2 separate regions of the Mus musculus genome follow, and region 2 is linked to region 1. The links are chromatin loops, found by intact Hi-C in ENCODE. Cell type or tissue: left cerebral cortex. All regions are shown on one strand. Links, peaks and the distances in the headings refer to the core of each region. The heading gives the core; the rest is flanking DNA.

Region 1 (8,337 bases), core at 309-8,308:
GACTGAGTCCCCCTGCTAAAATTGTATTGTCTACACCAACCATGAAAATACTTCATACACTGAGCATACAATACATTCAAGACTCTAAGATTCAGCAAGTGCTGAAAACATCACTTAAATGATCCTTTAGAAAAATGACCATATCCAAGAACTCTAACACCTTCGAATAGAATAGACATACATGTAAGCAAAACACCACTGCACATTAAAAAAAGAAGAGTTAACAAAAAATGTTAGAAAAACAAACAAGAAAGCTGAGCACAGTGATCCTGACATTTGGGAGCAGAGGCAGGAACACTGGCATTGGCTTAGTGATGGAAAGGAAACAAATTTCAAGAAACGTAACAACTTTGAAGGAAGTTAGCTTTACCACTATAAAGGTCTGCTTAAGGTTCAGATACTGGCCTCTAGCCAGAAGTCATGTTTTTACTCTATAATCATACTCAGATGGGTATTTTTAAGAAGGCATTTTAAGGCCCATTCTAACATATTATATGAAATATTAATAATTCAAAAAACCTCTTCTTCCTAAAATTGAGATTAGAAAACAAAATTCACTTAGAATCCCAACTGAACCAAATAAAATTTGCACATTCTCTCACCCTATCTATGGAATTCCTACTGTGTGTTAGGCTCTGGCTATTTAAAAACCATAAAGATCTACTTGGAAGCCCACAGTGTGTGTGTGTGTGTGTGTGTGTGTGTGTGTGTGTGTGTGTGTGTAAGACAACAAGACCTATTCTTCCAAGCACAACATGGTAAGCAAGGACAAGTTGCTCTGCAGACACTGAATTGTCCACTCCCACTTCTGTGAAGGCAACATTTGAGTGAAGCATTAAAAGAGAGAGAGAGAGAGAGAGAGAGAGAGAGAGAGAGAGAGTGAGTCCTGGAATATTTTCTTTCAAGAGAAGAGAGAATTTTGTAGGCAGAGAAAAGCAGGAAAAGCAAAAGTGTTTGTACACTGTAAGCTCAATGCTTAGGAAGATTGACAGGGAAGCCAGGTACCAAAAGAATGCCATGGTTTTAAGTTCTATACGCGTGACCTCTAGAAAATCATCTCTTGGTCTGAAAGCAAATGGGACGATGCTCTGCTTCTAGTAAATCAGTAGTTCTAAAGTATCGAGCACTAGTGATGAAGTTCATCTCTCAGAGCTTCCACCCAGCTCTAAGAAAGGCAGTCTGTAACACAATGGCACCAGGCAAGCTGACTGGTACTAAATCATAGCTCAGCCACTGACTAGCTGTATGTTCTCAGGCAATTTGCTTAACCTTTCTGGCTTCATCTTTAAAATGTAAATAATTCTCTAATTCACTGAATCTAAGACACATCATTATTTTTTCATACAGGAAAAAAATGTTACCAATTAAACTTTGACATGCAATCAAAGTTTTAAAGACTCTTCTTGATTACAGAAATGTTAAGGGGTGGGGGGATGAAACACCGTACCTCCTAGAGGCTCTAAAGACAGAATGAATTACGAAAAGCCCTTAAACACTGCCTGCATACAGTAAGTGCTCAATCTAATGCACGGTTTTGGGAAGCTTTACTTTCTAATAATTCTTTGAAGTGGAGTAATTTTCAAAGCAAGAGGTGTGTGTGTGTGTGTGTGTGTGTGCATTTGATGCATGTTCATACTCACACACCCAAGATCTTAGCATTTCATGTCCTTTCCACTGTTCGTCTAAGAAACTCCATTCTTGTTCCAAATGATTCTATGTGAATCAAGCATATATGCATATCTGCGAAAGGCACTGCACCTGACATGGTTTGACACTGCCAGGGCAAAAATGTTCCTGGTAAGATGTTTAGTTTCTCCTGCACAGACTCTGGTTCAAGTTCCTGATATTCAATCTGGACAAGCACATATGACAGGTGTACTGCTTCACACTCAAGGCACTGAAGCACCTTTGGAAACTCACAAGTCCCTTCTGGAGGAGGCTTTACAACCTGACTCATAAGGCCCCATCTGACATTCTATTTTCCTCCCGATGATGACAGACCTTGGCAAGATGCAAAATATAACCTAAATTTAAAAATTAGTATTCCACAAGCTTAGCAAAAGACAAGAAGCACAATAAAAAGACAAGCAGGCAGGGCACAGTAGGTTTACATTTGGGACAACATTGTAGTCATAAACTTTAGCTCCATTGACATCACAAACACAAAGTTGAATTAGATGACAGTCATCTCATATCAAACTAGCATAAAAAGATTAATCACATTTAAAAGAAACATGTTCTCTGAGTTATCAACAGTTGGTTCATCAGTACTGCTAATTGTGTTGTATATATGAAAATGTAGGCTTTCTTGATGTCAGCAGTAAGAAGCCAAGGCTCTGATAGGTCATCTGCTATGAATCTGTAGAGGACTGGAGAATTAGCCATAAGGATCTTTTTTAATTCAATTAAGCTATTTGTAAGATAATATATTTAAAAGATACAGCTATGATACTAAAGTTTAAGATCTGGAAAACTCAAGAGTAGGTAGAAACAAACCATCAAGTTTGACCAAAATGGCCTCCACTTTGAGAGATCATGTGAAATGGGAATACAGCCGAGACTCTAGTACTCTCGTGACTGGGCTGTACAGTATAAATGGGCCCAGCGCTAATGTGCACGTGGCTGTCACATTTGTCTAATTATCTCACAGTCACCAAGAGCTGTCCATATAATGACTTTTAGGATACCAAAGGTCAAAACCAAAAGATCCTATCATTATAATTTCCCTCCTACTGTCAGTGACTGTCCTGGTGGCATTTATCGTAAGGAAAGGGGAAAAAAAATCAATCAAAAAAACAAGCAAATATCCCTTGACAACTGAAGGATAATTCCTTCTGAGAAGAGTTCATTGGTTCCTTTCCAGCTTTCCACCAGTATGTAAACCCATATTGAAGGCCAGCTTTCAAAAGGCTTAACTATTTGCTTCGCCCGCTCACGTCTAGTCCGGTCAACTCCTTAACTCCTTTAAGAAACAAACAAAAACCAAAATCCTGCCTCAGTGTCTTTATTTGTAAAAACAAAAACAAAAACTGTGCAACCCAAACTCTTGAAAAGTGTTTGAAAGGCTGGTGGCACCTCCTCCACGGGAGGGAGGTGGGCCATGGGCATCTTTAGCCACACTGGCCCTTTTGGCAAAAGTAAGCAGGGCGGCCCAAGCCGCTGTCCAACCGTTGGGCCCTGAAGTGGCAGGGCAGGAGGCAGACCCCACGGGCGCACCGTGTGCGACCCCAGCATCCGGGAGGCGGTGCCGCCAGGGCTGCCCCCGGGGGCCCCTGGTTCGACCTCCTGCACCGGGGCGCGGGGCCGGGCGCGCCTCCGGAGCCCCGCTCCAGCAGGAGGTGGCCCCGAGAGCGGGAGGCTGGGGGCAGGGGCCCGCAGGGGTCGGCCCGGGCACGTGGGGCGCCGCGGGGCCGCGGGAGGCCGCCGGCGCGTGGGCGTGCTGCGGCGGGGGGCGGCCTCCCGCGCTCGGGGCCGCGGCGCCGCCTCCCCCCGGGCCGAGCCGGCCCGGGCCGGGGGGAGGGCCGGCTCACCTCGGTAGCGGCGGGACGCGAGGTGGCACGCTGCGAGCAGCAGCACGGCCACCAGCGCCAGCACCTTGGCGCTCCTCACGCTGAAGTAGTGGTTGATCTCCCGCTTGCCCAGGTTGTAGGCCAGAGCCGCCATCTTGGTTCCTCCATGACAACAGTGCGCGGCGGAGCGGGGAAGGGGCGCCGCGCAGGGGCAGCACTGGGGCGGCGGGCGCCGTAGCCAGCCGAGAAGCGGCCGCCAGCTCCCTTGCCCGTCGCCCGAACCGCGGGCCGAGGGGTCCGAGCCTGCGGCCTCCGTGCCGCCGGCCTTCCCCGTGCCCTCGTCGGCCTCCCCCCAACCCCGCCGCCGTTGCTCAGCCGTGCCGGTGCCCCAGGCGCCCTGGCCGCCTGTCTCCTCCCCTTCCTCCTCCCTGGTAGCCTCCTGCCTTAATAGCGGCTGCGCCTGTGACGGGGGTCCGGATGCCCGGGGCTCCGGGGTCACCGGGCCCAGACGGGCCTCCGGGGTCACCGGGTCACTGGCGGCAGCGGGCGGCGACGGCTGCACAGGCATGGTGACTGTATGGGTGTTGGGGGGGCAGAGGGCCAGGGCCTGCAGCCCGGCCCAGATGTCAGCTCCGGGGCTATGCCCAAGTGGACTGGCAGCTACCTGAGCCCAGGTTAGGGCAATAGAACTACTGTTCCGGGAAAAAAAAGTACACTCCCTGCTTCCCCCATCACACCCTTTCTGGACTTTCTACTCTCTGCTCTCCCACGGTCGTGGGGCCTTAACGGCAGGCCACCCACGACCTGTCTGGCAAGTTCCTCTGCACCTAAGATGCTGGCCAGGTGTTGGGGTGGCTGTAAATCCGAACACCCAACTCAAGTGTAAGGCCCATGTTCACCGTTTAATACTCAACTGCCCAATGTGCTGTTTGTCCAGTTGCAGTGGGTGTAGATGCATCCTGTACAGTGTGTCTAAGTTGGTGTGGATGTCAGTATAAGAGCCCCTTTCTCCTTTATGTTTACACAATATCTTTGTTGACACTAAGGTTGGCCAGGGTAGCAGATTGGTTGCCTGTGGCAATCCTTAAACTTGGTTAATGTTTTGTGATTATCAATAGACCCAGCACTCTGTGTGTCCTTTGAAAAGCATTCTTATTCATACCCTTGGTCTTGAGTTGCCTTGTAGACAAGAATGGCTATTTGCATGTTGTGGTTAGAACAAGTAAGTCATTGTTGAGTTGGAGGTGTTGGCAAGTCTTCTTTACAACTTTTAGCCAACCCCAACCTTGTGCTTCCAGACCCTTCTCAACATTCTCGAATGTTAGAGAAAAGGGACTTAGAGATCCTGTCGAGTCACTCCCATCCTCTCCACTGAAGGATTTTTAAAATTATGTTTCCAGCCACAATCATCATATGATGATGAAAGATTCTTGTCGCTTAAATGAAATCACATACATCACTGTCATAGATATAATGCTAATAAGCAATAAAGTTAAATAAGTGTACAAACACTTAGGCACTGTTCCCTGCAAGTGGTCGCTTAATTTTGGCTCTTTCTTCTGATCTGAGGCTGATCACATGCTGGCAGAATTGAATCAGATACGACAACAACCAGATAACTGGGCTAACAATATGTGGCCTGCCAATCACATCCTAGACACATACTATGATGTCATCAACACCAAATTAGAATTTCTGATCCACCTTCAATAACCAGAGCTAACCCCCAGGGTTGGCCTAATGCTAGCCAAAAATAAAGAAACCTGACGTTGTACTTAGTTGTGCTTCCCAGAAGGCTTTCTGAGATACTGGGAAAATCTGGGAACCCCTTTGTCCTTTCCTCTGTGTTAAAGTTAACCCCTCTACCTATTTCTGCTTTTCCTGGTAGATATCTCCACATAAGATGGCCCTTTCCTGTGGCATCTATAAATGGTCCCTCTCTTAGCTGATGCCTTTCCACTGATAAATGTCCCTTTTTAATTAAAACCACCACTAGATTCTGTGTTCCAAGTTATTTGCTTCTTTGTTTCTTTTAGAAGGAGTAGCTACTTGAAATTTTCACTTGCTTGGTTCCCATTCTGTCCTGAAGAACTGAATGGTTCTTTGCTGGTGGTATGGGTATTTCTTGTTAAATCCAAAGGACTCTCCTCTTTCTCTCTCTCCCTCTCCGGCCCTCTTCCCCCCTCCCCCTCCCCTCCCCCTCCCTCTCTCCCTCTCTCCCTCTCTGCCTCTCTGCCTCTCTCCCTCTCTCCCTCTCTTCTCCCTCTCTCTCTCTCCCCCTCTTCTCCCTCTCCCTCTTCTCCCTCTCTGCCTCTCTCCCTCTCTCCCTCTCCTCTCCCTCTCTCCCCCTCTCTCTCCCTCTCTCTCCCTCTCCCTCTCTTTGTCCCTCTCTTTCTCTTTACCTTCTTTACTTTCTGATATTTTTTGTAGGTTCAAATGCTGTTGAATTTTCTGTTATTTGGTGTTTGTCTATCAAGTTTTTTTCCTTCTCTAGTCTTGTTTTTTGCCTCTTCTTCAGAGCACTAGCCAGGTGCCAGTTATCAGGCTGCTTCTAGTGGTTCCTGGCAGAGCCATCCTCACCATCAGATAGGTCCCCGTCCTCTTTAAGGGATCAGTTACCTTCTGTACACACACACACACACACACACACACACACACAACTGTGTCAGGCCATATTCATGTGTTTATACTGTACCTATAGAGCTACCCTCTGCTTCTCCCCAGTAGGACAGTTTTTGGTTAGCAATTGTTGGCATTTCAGATTTCAAATTATCTGTGGTCTTTTGCTATCTACGTCTAACCTACAAATCTCAACTTTATACATGATTATCCAAGCCAATGTTTACACTGTCTTCAGTCTCTTCTAAATAGTTCTCAAGTCTATTGCTCACCCCTCCCTCCATCTCCTAGAGTTTGCTTTAGTTAAATGTATCTTTTCTTGCTGAAAGCTAAAATCATGAAATTAATAGTCTCCTGCTTATTTGTCTAACCCTAAGGGATCTAGAATGTTTAATTCATAGCAAGTTACTGCTTTTCTAATAACATTAAGGAGGAGGGAGAAGAAGAGAGAATGTGTGTGATGTTTCAACTGTATATAACTTTAAACCAAATTACCAAAGCGTGCTCATGCTCTCTCTCTCTCTCTCCATTCCCTTTTCCCGAAGATGTCACTTGTGTCTGTGCCCATGTCCCTCGAACAATTTGCCAACTGCTTCCTGTCTTCAGACACTCCTTACTACATCACACACCCTTTTCTCTTAACTCTCAGACTCCGGAAGGGAGCACACTATGGCCATTCTCCTTGGGACTACTGCCTGCCTTTGTGGTGGAGAGCAGACAGGATCTCAACATACAGCGCCTGCTGCATTGATTTGCTCCTTACCACCTCAGCCTCCCAGAGGAGGGAGTTATGAGCATGCATCGCCACGCCTGGCTTTACATATTTAAACAGAGAAATGAGGAAAGTGGCACTGTGCCTACTGTTTAAGGAAACCTCTCTTTAAATGTCAGCCAAGGGGCTGGAGAGATGGTTTGGCAGTTAAGGGTGCTTGCTACTCTTCTAGAAAACTACAAGCTGGTTTCCAGTAGCCACAAAGTCACAACCCCCTTTACTCTGGCTCCAGAAAGTCCAACACCCTCCTCTGGCCTCTGAGGACACACACAAGCACACACAGACATATAGAAATAAATGGTTTAAAAAGGAATATCTGTATACATAATGTAACATATGTTATATATATATATGCATTTATATATAATGTTTACTAAAATCTCTTAAGAAATCAGCAATAATGAAAGTATCAAAAGTCAATGAAATAGTTTACCTCTACTTATTGCTAAGGATGGTTCCTAAGTTAATGTGGAGTGTTAGCTATGAGATCCCTCTACTGATATAAGGTCATCAAAATGAAGACATTTAGAAACTGAGCATCCAAAACATGGATGTATGGATTTTCTGCTCTGTGAACATGCACGAATGCCTCAAATCATATAGTCATGTAAGGATATTGGTTGTGCTGTACAGAATTTGTAGATAAATATGTACCTGATGGAAGAATGCAAGTTCAGCTCTTTAACTGATCTATAAGTACATTGTCTAGGAAGATGGACTTAATTATGAATCACCATGTTGTGTGCTCTCTACCTTCCCCAAAGCGTATGCTTTCTCTTCAGACCCCTCCCCTAGTTAGGCTCCAGCCTCTCCTGGCCCCTGTCTGAATTCTCACCTTCAGTGCTTCCTCCCCCTTTCTCCTCTCCCTTTAATTGCTACGAGAACCATTTGACATGACTGATATCATCACTTCCCTGCTTTAAAACCTGGGTGGCTCTTCCAGGAAAAACATGAATACCCAACTGTCTAGCATGTTTAAGACAGTCTGTGATCAGACTCTAGCTTGTAGTTTATCTACTTATGCTAAACGGGGACCAGCAACATGGCCTGTCCCAGACGTATGGCATTACTTTTTCTGTTCCTGGTAAAGTTTAAATGTGAAAGGTCTTGCCCAGCCTCAAGTGCTTGAGCATTCGTCCAAGTGTGGCAGGGCTGCTTTAGGAGGTTGTCAGTCTTTTAGACAGGGGCTTAGCTGGTCTGCCTAGCACTGTAGAAGGACTGTAGGCTGTCTTCATTTTAGACTCAGCCATTACTTCATGATCCTCAGTGAGGTGGTCAAGCAGCCTCACGGGCCTGCTGCCACTGTCTGCCCTGTCCTATTGCACTGCATCTCCGAACCTGAGCCAAAGAAATACTTAAGAATTTGGTCATAGCAATGAGAAAAGTAGTAACTAATTCAATAACCCTGGCTTGAACTGTTTCTTTTTCTTCGCACCA
Region 2 (8,337 bases), core at 230-8,229, 54 kb after region 1:
GCAACTTGAAAGACAGGAATACAGAGTAAAAGAGGCTTCATTCTGAGATGAATTATTTGCAATGTTTGTAACAAACCGTGAAGGGCCTGAACATTTTCTAGATTTCTGACGCTAAGATATTGGCCTGCCACCGTTTAATAAATGCTGACATAGACATGTGACTCCTGGGGTCACATAGATGAAAGACTTTATTTCAAGAAGGCAAGGAATGTGAGCTTTATGCTTGCTTTAGGGTTCTTTGCCCCTCACGTCCCACAGGGACCATGGTTGAGTAACCCAAGTGGACGTGTCACAGTTGAGTAATACCTCATCTGGAAGCTAAGTCTTTTACAATGTGCTGTGAGCCAACCTGTGTGATGTGTCCTGGAGAGAGACATTATCTTTGACATACTGGACAGGCACTTGCTCTTTGCTCTGGAGACAAACACTATCTCTGTCTTTCAAGGCTGTTTGCTATCATTATATAAACATCTTTGAGCAGATAGTGAGGGACAAATGCCGTCAGTGCCTCCCTGGCTCTCAGTAAATGAACAAATGACAAACATCCATTATTCCCCCAAATGCTCTTTTCCCAGGTGCTTTATCTTTGCAACCATCTCAAAGGTCGGTTCTTGTTTCTGCTTGCTTGGATACTCTCTTGTAGTCTATATTCTGACTATTTTAAGATACTTTTGTTTTGTTCAACATCAAGAAATTTTTCTCACTTAAGCACAAAGGGACGCTGGTGAGAAGATTCCAAATGATTATTTGAGTTTAAGAAACACCACCAAGCCTAGTGCTGCCCAGGGACGCTTGGTGTGGGGCTGATAGTCATCGTTGATTATCTCCTTTGGTTTGCCTTCTCATCAACAGCTCCACTGTTCTCTCCTCCCAGGCTTAAATTCTCACAAGGGAGAAGCCGAGCACATCAACTTAGCTAGACTTTCCCCCTTGATTTACCCTTATATCTAGAAGGGGTTGGTCACCAACACACAACCCTAGTAAATTTTCTGTTGGAGGGCTGGTTTCGTGGGAGCTTGGCCACCTTCCCAATTGCTCTCTATTATATCTGGATTCGTTTTGATTCATATTTCATTGCTCAGACAAGAAATGAGATTACTGTTTTGAGTTTTATTTCATTTCATTTTTTAAAATCGGTTACGCTCTGACTTGCTTTGTGTTTCATTTTCCTGCCTATCTCATTCTGGGCTTTTTCCTACCTTCTTGGAGTAATGCTGTGAGTGGCTGTTAGCCATTTCAAGGTTTTGGGTGAATTGAAGCGCCCTCTGGAGATGGGAGGGAGATAGGAGTTGTGGCTTTCCCTGAAGGTCTTGTGTGGGGCAAGTAGAAGAAGATCGATGATTTTGTTAACTCCAAGTAGCTAATAGCTAACCATGTAGCTTCAAGACCATTACTTGAGTAGTAAAAATGTTACTTGTAAATATTTGATGTCATTAACACATTCTTGGATGCAAATTTCAGTAACTCTATTTAAAATGCCAGGGTAGCCATTTCTAAAGCTGTGAGTTTTTCTAATTGGGAAAGTCCCAAGATGATTTAATCAAGGCTGGTGTGAGGACTAATGTTTCCTTATCGTTCATGTGCACAAACATTCATGAGACTTCCCCAAGAAGGACCCTGAAAGTAAATTAGCAGACAATATAATAAGCTAAAATTTGGGCACTTAGTCATGCACTCATGCTAATTTTCACACTCCTTTGTAATTAACATTCCTCCTGACTGGATTAATTGGGTTTGCAATAAGTAATCACATTTGTAATACTGCAACTGTTCCAAAATTAATTGCTCACGTGTTCAATGAGCTGTTACATGTTCTCTTTTTAAAGCCGCTTAGAGAGTCCACACTCTGAGTGCTACCGTCCTAAATATTGTGGGAGAAAAGTACAGGACCATCTTAGAATGTGGGGACAACAGCATACCTGGATTTCCAGAGTATGTGAGAATTATCTTGCTACTCTGATTAACAATGTGGGTATCCTGGGCTCACTCCAGAAACTCTGGTTTGGACAGTATTTGATAGTGTCTGGGGAAGTCTTGCAGAATACTACACACTGTTGGGGAGAAGGCATGTGTACAAACATCCATCTTAGTCAGTGAGCTGAAGGAAGATTTCAGAGCCCTGAGGCTTTAGACTACTTTTCCTAAGATAGCTTGCAAATTATAATTTACAAGGGGACTTTTAAAAACAATATTTTGGACCAATTCCATCATAATATCTGTGATATGGGGTGGCCAAACATTTGCATTTTTTTCTAGCCTGAAAAAGAGCTAGAGGGCTTTTGTTTTGTTCTGTTTTGTTTTGCTTTTTGCCATCCCCAAATCAATCTGTTTTATTGAATTAGTCTTAAGTTATGAAATCCTCACAAAGGTGAGAATAAAGAAAGGTCTGGTAACCCTGCAAATCTTACAAAATACAGTGATTTGTGCATTGGTGAGAAAACACACCTTTTGGGCATCAATTTGCCTTTCTCTCTTCAAAGCTTCAAAGGATTTAGTGGAGTTAGCAGCGTTTGTGTTAGATAGCCCTCTCCTGTAGAGGCAGGAAAATTGAGGTTCCCTCTTATAATTTATAGTTTTCGAGTGATTGTTCTTGTGATAGCTTAGCTGAGGGCAAAATCTAGAAAATGTATGGACCTTAAAAATTTAATATATCACCCTGAGCAGTAACTGAGAATAAATATTCATTACTAGCAATCTGGGTAAAATTTTAAGAGGAAAAAAAATTCTAGACATTATATCTGAAGCAATTCTTCTTCTTCTTCTTCTTCTTCTTCTTCTTCTTCTTCTTCTTCTTCTTCTTCTTCTTCTCCTCCTCCTCCTCCTCCTCCTCCTCCTCCTCCTCCTCCTCCTCCTCCTCCTCCTCCTCCTCCTCCTTCTCCTTCTCCTTCTCCTTCTCCTTCTTTTTCTTCTATTCATTTGATTAGGAACAAATCTTATGGTGATGAGCAAAATAGTAAATGGAATTTTTAATTTAGGTACATTGATAACAGTTTAGAAATTATTCCAGACCTCTGTGTTATAAGGGAAAGTAGATCTATAATCAGTGATAAAAACCCATGAAGGAAACAATTATAATCAAATCATCCATGTTTCTTTGAAGTGGATATATTATATTGTCACTCATAGAGCCGGGCACAGCACCAGTGATAATAGGTGATTTAATGATGTTTAAAGCCCTTGAGTAAATTCATATAAGCCAAGAGAGTTCCCTGAGGACAGGAGTTTAATAATTATGATCATTTCTTGGGCTGATAATACTTGAGTTAGTATTTCCACGGCCAGAGTTTTTAGAAAAATCAAATTGAAAAACTCAAGTGTCAGTCGTTCAGCAGACGTGTGAGTTACAAGTGCACTGTGCAGAAGAAGTCCCCAGTCAGCACAAAGGCCAGCTCTAAGCTCTGGAACCTTCATTTCAAAACTGCATTATCTAATGGCACGTGGTAGCAACCACCAGCTTACAGCATGTCTTTATCTCTGTGGGCAATTCTCCTTTACATCATTTTTAAATTGTGAAGATGGGAAGGTTAGTACAAATTTATATATTAAATGTTTGAAGCTGTTAATAAAATCCAGGTATGTTTTTATTAGGTGGTGGAAGGTGGAATATAACTCAACAGATGTGGGAGGGTTTCGGGATTAGCAGGTCTCTCTATAGTAGGAGAAATTGATGTGTAATTGAAATCCAGATACGTTATCATTTAATCTCGCTATGCCTTGAGAGGATGGTACCCACGGAAGCTAACTGCTAGTTTTGACGGGGGAGTAAAGGTCTGTAGGTGGAGATTTAGCTCTTGTGAGAACATGGGTGGTCCTGACAGTCCAGTGTCTACTCTTTACCAACCTCACAAAGCAGTTCTGTGGTGCGCTGTCTCAGCCTCACAACTCAGCTGTCATCACTGAGCACACTAGGTGGAGATCACGAAGAGGATTAAAATGTGGATGGCTCCAAGTCCGAAGCCCTTGGTTTTGTCTTGCTCAGTTTTTATTTTTTTTCCCAACGTTCTCTTGACTCTCTTCAAAAATATCCTTTGCAATTTACCCTCCCTCTCATCCTCAATTTCTTTCCCTTGTTTAGATCCTCGGAGGTTGATTGCTTACTTCAACTCACCACAATTTGAGACAACTTCTGTAGAACTGGTTAGCTCTACATCCAGATGGTTGTTGTCCGTGGGACTTAACATCTGCCGCTTTGTGACTGCTTATCAATTCCCTGGGAGATTAGCGATTGATCTCCCAAAGAGAAGGCTACCAAAGGAGGGGACAGGCAAGAGTTAGGAGGGGAGGGGAGTGCATGGAAGTAGACCAGAAAGGAACTGGACAAAGGGGCAGGTAAGGACGAGGAAAGCTTTTGTTTCTCTTGTAGGAACTGAGTTTCCATTCAAATGATCTGCATTGGGGTATTCTACTATCCAGCCAGCAGGGGGAGCAGTGGACTTGGAGTGCCGTCCTGAGGGTCTTTGTCCGGGATCTTATCTTGCCTCTCAGTCGAAAACGATTGCTTCTGTTTTCTTCTTACCGTTTAATGGTTACTAGAGACGCTGGTTAAACCCTACATTCCAAAACAGCCCCCTCTTCAATGATACAGCGTATTTTGCATTGATACATTTAATACATGGTGATTGTCTGTTTGACATTTTTTTTCTAGATTCCAGCAGGTTCATTAATTCTGGTCCAAACTGTCTCTATAGCTTGGATTTAGAATAATTGTTTTGCTTAGGAGAATTCAGTTGAGGAGGCTACGTTATAAGACATTTGAAGTTTCGGGGAAGCAATTATTGTCTTTTAAAAAACAGGATCTTGCTATGCAGCACAGGATGCTGCACCCCACCATTCTCTCTCTCTCTCTCTCTCTCTCAGTTTAGGCATGCACTACCAGCATGGTTCTTAAAACCTTGTGGCCTTTTGTAGATTAAATGTTTGTTTACAGTCAAATAACTAAGAAACTCTTACTTTATCTAAAGGTGTATGCCAATGACTGATCTTCGTTTACTTCATTTTGCTCTTCTTTGCAGAGGTTCTAGGGATAGGTTCATTTTGATGTGACAAGAGTCCAAGATTGGTTGATCAAGCCTGTCTACAGACGGACAAAGGTCTCACTTCAGGGAAATGGAAGGATGAAAGAGAAATGTCTACTTTAGTTTGGATGAGGCCGGTTGGCTGCCTCAGACTTTAGGTGATCTGCGCGTTCTGCATGAGACATAGTAAGATACATGCTCTGCGTGAATGAGCAGCGCTAACTACATTTAAAATTCAAGACTCTCCCTAAATTGGAGAGCCAGGAGTTAGAAGTTAAATGAAAAGGCTATTGTGAGCGACTGGAAGAGAAGCGGGGTCGCTTTAAGCAGCATCTCTGTGCATGCCTACTGGGATACCCAGGGTTCTGTGACATGGATAGAGCAGACATGATAAAGAAGTGTGCAAAAGCCAGAATGTAAACTCTACCTTCCCCTAATTTCAGAGGCTTTCCCAAGACCTCCAGGCTAACAAACCCATGTTCCCGACCACAAAGTGCTTGCTCATTTTCTTGAGCTGCAGGGATAAGTCAGTCATTACAGGCTGTCTAAGACCAGACCACTGCTGCAGTTACTGGCGCCCCCTAACGGTACAGAGCTGTTGAATCCCGGGCCAGTTCAGCTAAAAGGTTACATTATCAGAGGGCCAAGGGAGCGGAACTAGCAAGTCAGCCTTAGCTTTTGCCTAGTGGTACTGTAGTACCAATAGAGGGCTGTGGAATCGTTTAGATATATCTATGTAAAAGGAAGATGTACAATTAGGTAATTCAATGGGAGGTTTTTTGTTTGTTTGTTTTTTGTTTTTGTTTTGTTTTGTTTTTCGAGACAGGGTTTCTCTGTATAGCCGTGGCTGTCCTGGAACTCACTCTGTAGACCAGGCCGGCCTCGAACTCAGAAATCCGTCTCCCTCTGCCTCCCAAATGCTGGGATTAAAGGCGTGCGCCACCACGCCTGGCTCAATGGGAGTTTTAAGACTTGCTTAATGACACGTGCCAACCACTTTCTTCCAAATTTTTCCTAGTTCCACTGTCAAAGGTAAGACCTTTATCTAGGTCAGTGGTTCTCAACCTGTGGATGACTACCCTTTGTGGAGGCTGAGCAACCCTTTCGTAGGATTCACCTAAGACCATCAGGAAATAGATATCATTCAAAATAGCAAAATTATAGTTATGAAGTAGCAACAAAAATAATGTTATGGTTCGGGGTCACCACACCATGAGGAACTTTATAAAAGGGTCGAAGTATTAGGAAGGCTGGGGACCACTGATCTGATGTGTAGTTGTTCCAACCCAGAATGACATCCCAACTTTCCTTATCTATAATCCAATTTCTGAAATTCCTTGTCAATGATATTAGGGAGAATAGCATTTTTAAAAAGTTTTTTTGGCATGAAAGATGCCGAATGCACCTTGTGTTGCTTGGGTGTCTACTCTTGGCCAGTATGCTAACTATGCTGATTTAGAATTTTAAATGACTTGGTTACTGTCCCCTCCCAGGATCCTCCTCTCCTGTGCCACTTTCTTCTCTCTCACATTCAGGGTGGAGGTGGCTAAAACTTCACTTGGCAAAGGGTCAGAGAAAGTCCTGCGAAGAATCAGTTAGAGCTGCGATTAGCTTGGAACAGATGACAGACCATGGGAGGGTCAAATCTTCTGGACATAACTCTGTAGCCATTTTCTTAGCCCAGACTCTAGGAATATTCACGATGGACCAACTGGTAAGTACTGGATTGTTCTAATAAGTGGTTTCTAAACAGAAGCATTTATCCAGAGAGGGCCTGTAGGAGGAGTGAAATCTGTAGAAGAGGCCAGTTGGCCAAATGTCACTGTTTTGTGTGAGACTGAGATTTGTATGAGGCCCTCTAACTGATACTGTCCTGTTATCCTGACATGGAACTTTGTCTAAAATACTACTCATACATAGGTTTATTCTGTCTTAGCAAGTGAGCTGGATAAACCTTAAGGACCCTGCTCTCAGAGGAGGTGTAGCCAGCTTTGGGCATCCTTCCTAGTGTTGCTCAGGTGAACTGGCACATGCTAGAGACCAGGTAAGCTCTCCTCGTTGTCTCAGGAAGAAGCTGAGTGGGATGGTAGATATCTCATTCTTAGAGATGACTACTCTTCCATCAAGATTGCTAGTAATTTCTTTTGAGACAATTTGTTGTAAATTGTACAGATCATGAAATTATATTATAGTAAATTTGGAAAATGTAGGACTAAAAAACCCATCTTGACATAATTGTCCTGCAAGCACCAACTCTTGGTATTTTTATAAGCATGTTTAAATAGATCTGTAAAGACAGGCTTTTGAAAGCAGGTTTTCTTTTGTTTAACCATCCTCATAATTGTTATTTGGGAATCAAAACTTTAATTTTTTTATTAGTATTTTGAACATAACACTGTTTTCTATTAAATGTTATTTATTTCCTCCTTTTATGTAGTGATGATGCAGTGGAGATAGAGTGATTATTGAGACTGTTAGCTTGGAAATCTGTTGGCAGAAGAGACTCAGATGTAACTATTCTAATGTGTATTTGAGCCACAGTTTGTCCTCACAAAATGCTGGTTCTCTTCCTCATATCACAAGCCAGAAGCCATACTTATATTCAGCCCAGAGACTTCTAACAATTTTATCACTTTATAACTTTGCCATTGCTATTCCAATGATTAATTTGAGGGCGTTACAGCGTTTTGATGACAGAGTTTGAGTTTTCTTTATATTGTGTGATTGGCTACATCGACTCAAGCTTGTCAGACATGGAATGTTAGAGACATCAAGGGCATGCAGAGACTTGAGTTACCTCCTTGGTACAGGAATCAGAATTGCACAGGCAGTACAATCACCGACTCCACAGGGGATCTGGACGAGGGGCAATGGCTGTGTACTTGTGCTCCCATCTGAGTATCCCAGTGCTCAGATTCTAGTGGGAGGAAGACCTGACCTGATAGTACTGTTTGGTTAGTAGACCTTGCTAACTTTTTAGAGTTAGTGTTAAATTTTTCCTCATGTTCGGTCTTTTGCTTTTAAACTAATTGAATCTTGAGATGACTTATAACAGGAGGCAAATATTACAATAACAATTACGTTCTGCAACAGGGGATAAGTTCTAAATGAATCTTAACATTTTACTTGACACATTACTATGTTTAAGTGTGTTAAAGATGTCATTGAAAGGTGCAGGGGAGGAAAATGAACTTGATTTGGCAGGTAGGTGTTCTTGGTACTATTATCCACAACTGTCTGTGCTGATTGACAGCACACACATTACCTCTTAACAGGCATTGTACTCAGTTGCAGCATATTTAACTGTGTGGCATTTTTACTG

Evidence for each region. Hi-C counts contacts between places; a loop is a spot of excess contacts. Peaks named below come from ENCODE experiments on the same cell type or tissue, not always from the same donor. Only the 100,000 strongest peaks of a DNase experiment are listed, where the experiment ranks them.
Region 2: a loop joins it to region 1, with 2.1 times the contacts of the local background. A loop is called at or near these places in 2 of 42 quality-filtered maps.

The regions. Positions count from the first base shown.
Region 1 is chr6:4,596,495-4,604,831 of GRCm38, reverse strand. Casd1 (CAS1 domain containing 1) reads right to left here and starts at 3,921. Exons shown (of 18, transcript NM_145398.4): 1 at 3,531-3,921. The coding sequence starts at 3,663. In left cerebral cortex, for the core only: a CTCF peak has its summit at 3,707; DNase peaks (open chromatin) are centred at 3,696, 3,889, 4,502, 4,626 and 2 more places; H3K4me3 peaks cover 1,721 bases; H3K27ac peaks cover 1,242 bases.
Region 2 is chr6:4,542,017-4,550,353 of GRCm38, reverse strand. No RefSeq gene overlaps it. Among named protein-coding and RNA genes, the nearest start is that of Col1a2, 41 kb to the right of the region's middle. In left cerebral cortex, for the core only: CTCF peaks have their summits at 1,250, 4,410 (motif pointing right) and 5,600; DNase peaks (open chromatin) are centred at 1,250, 4,437 and 5,594.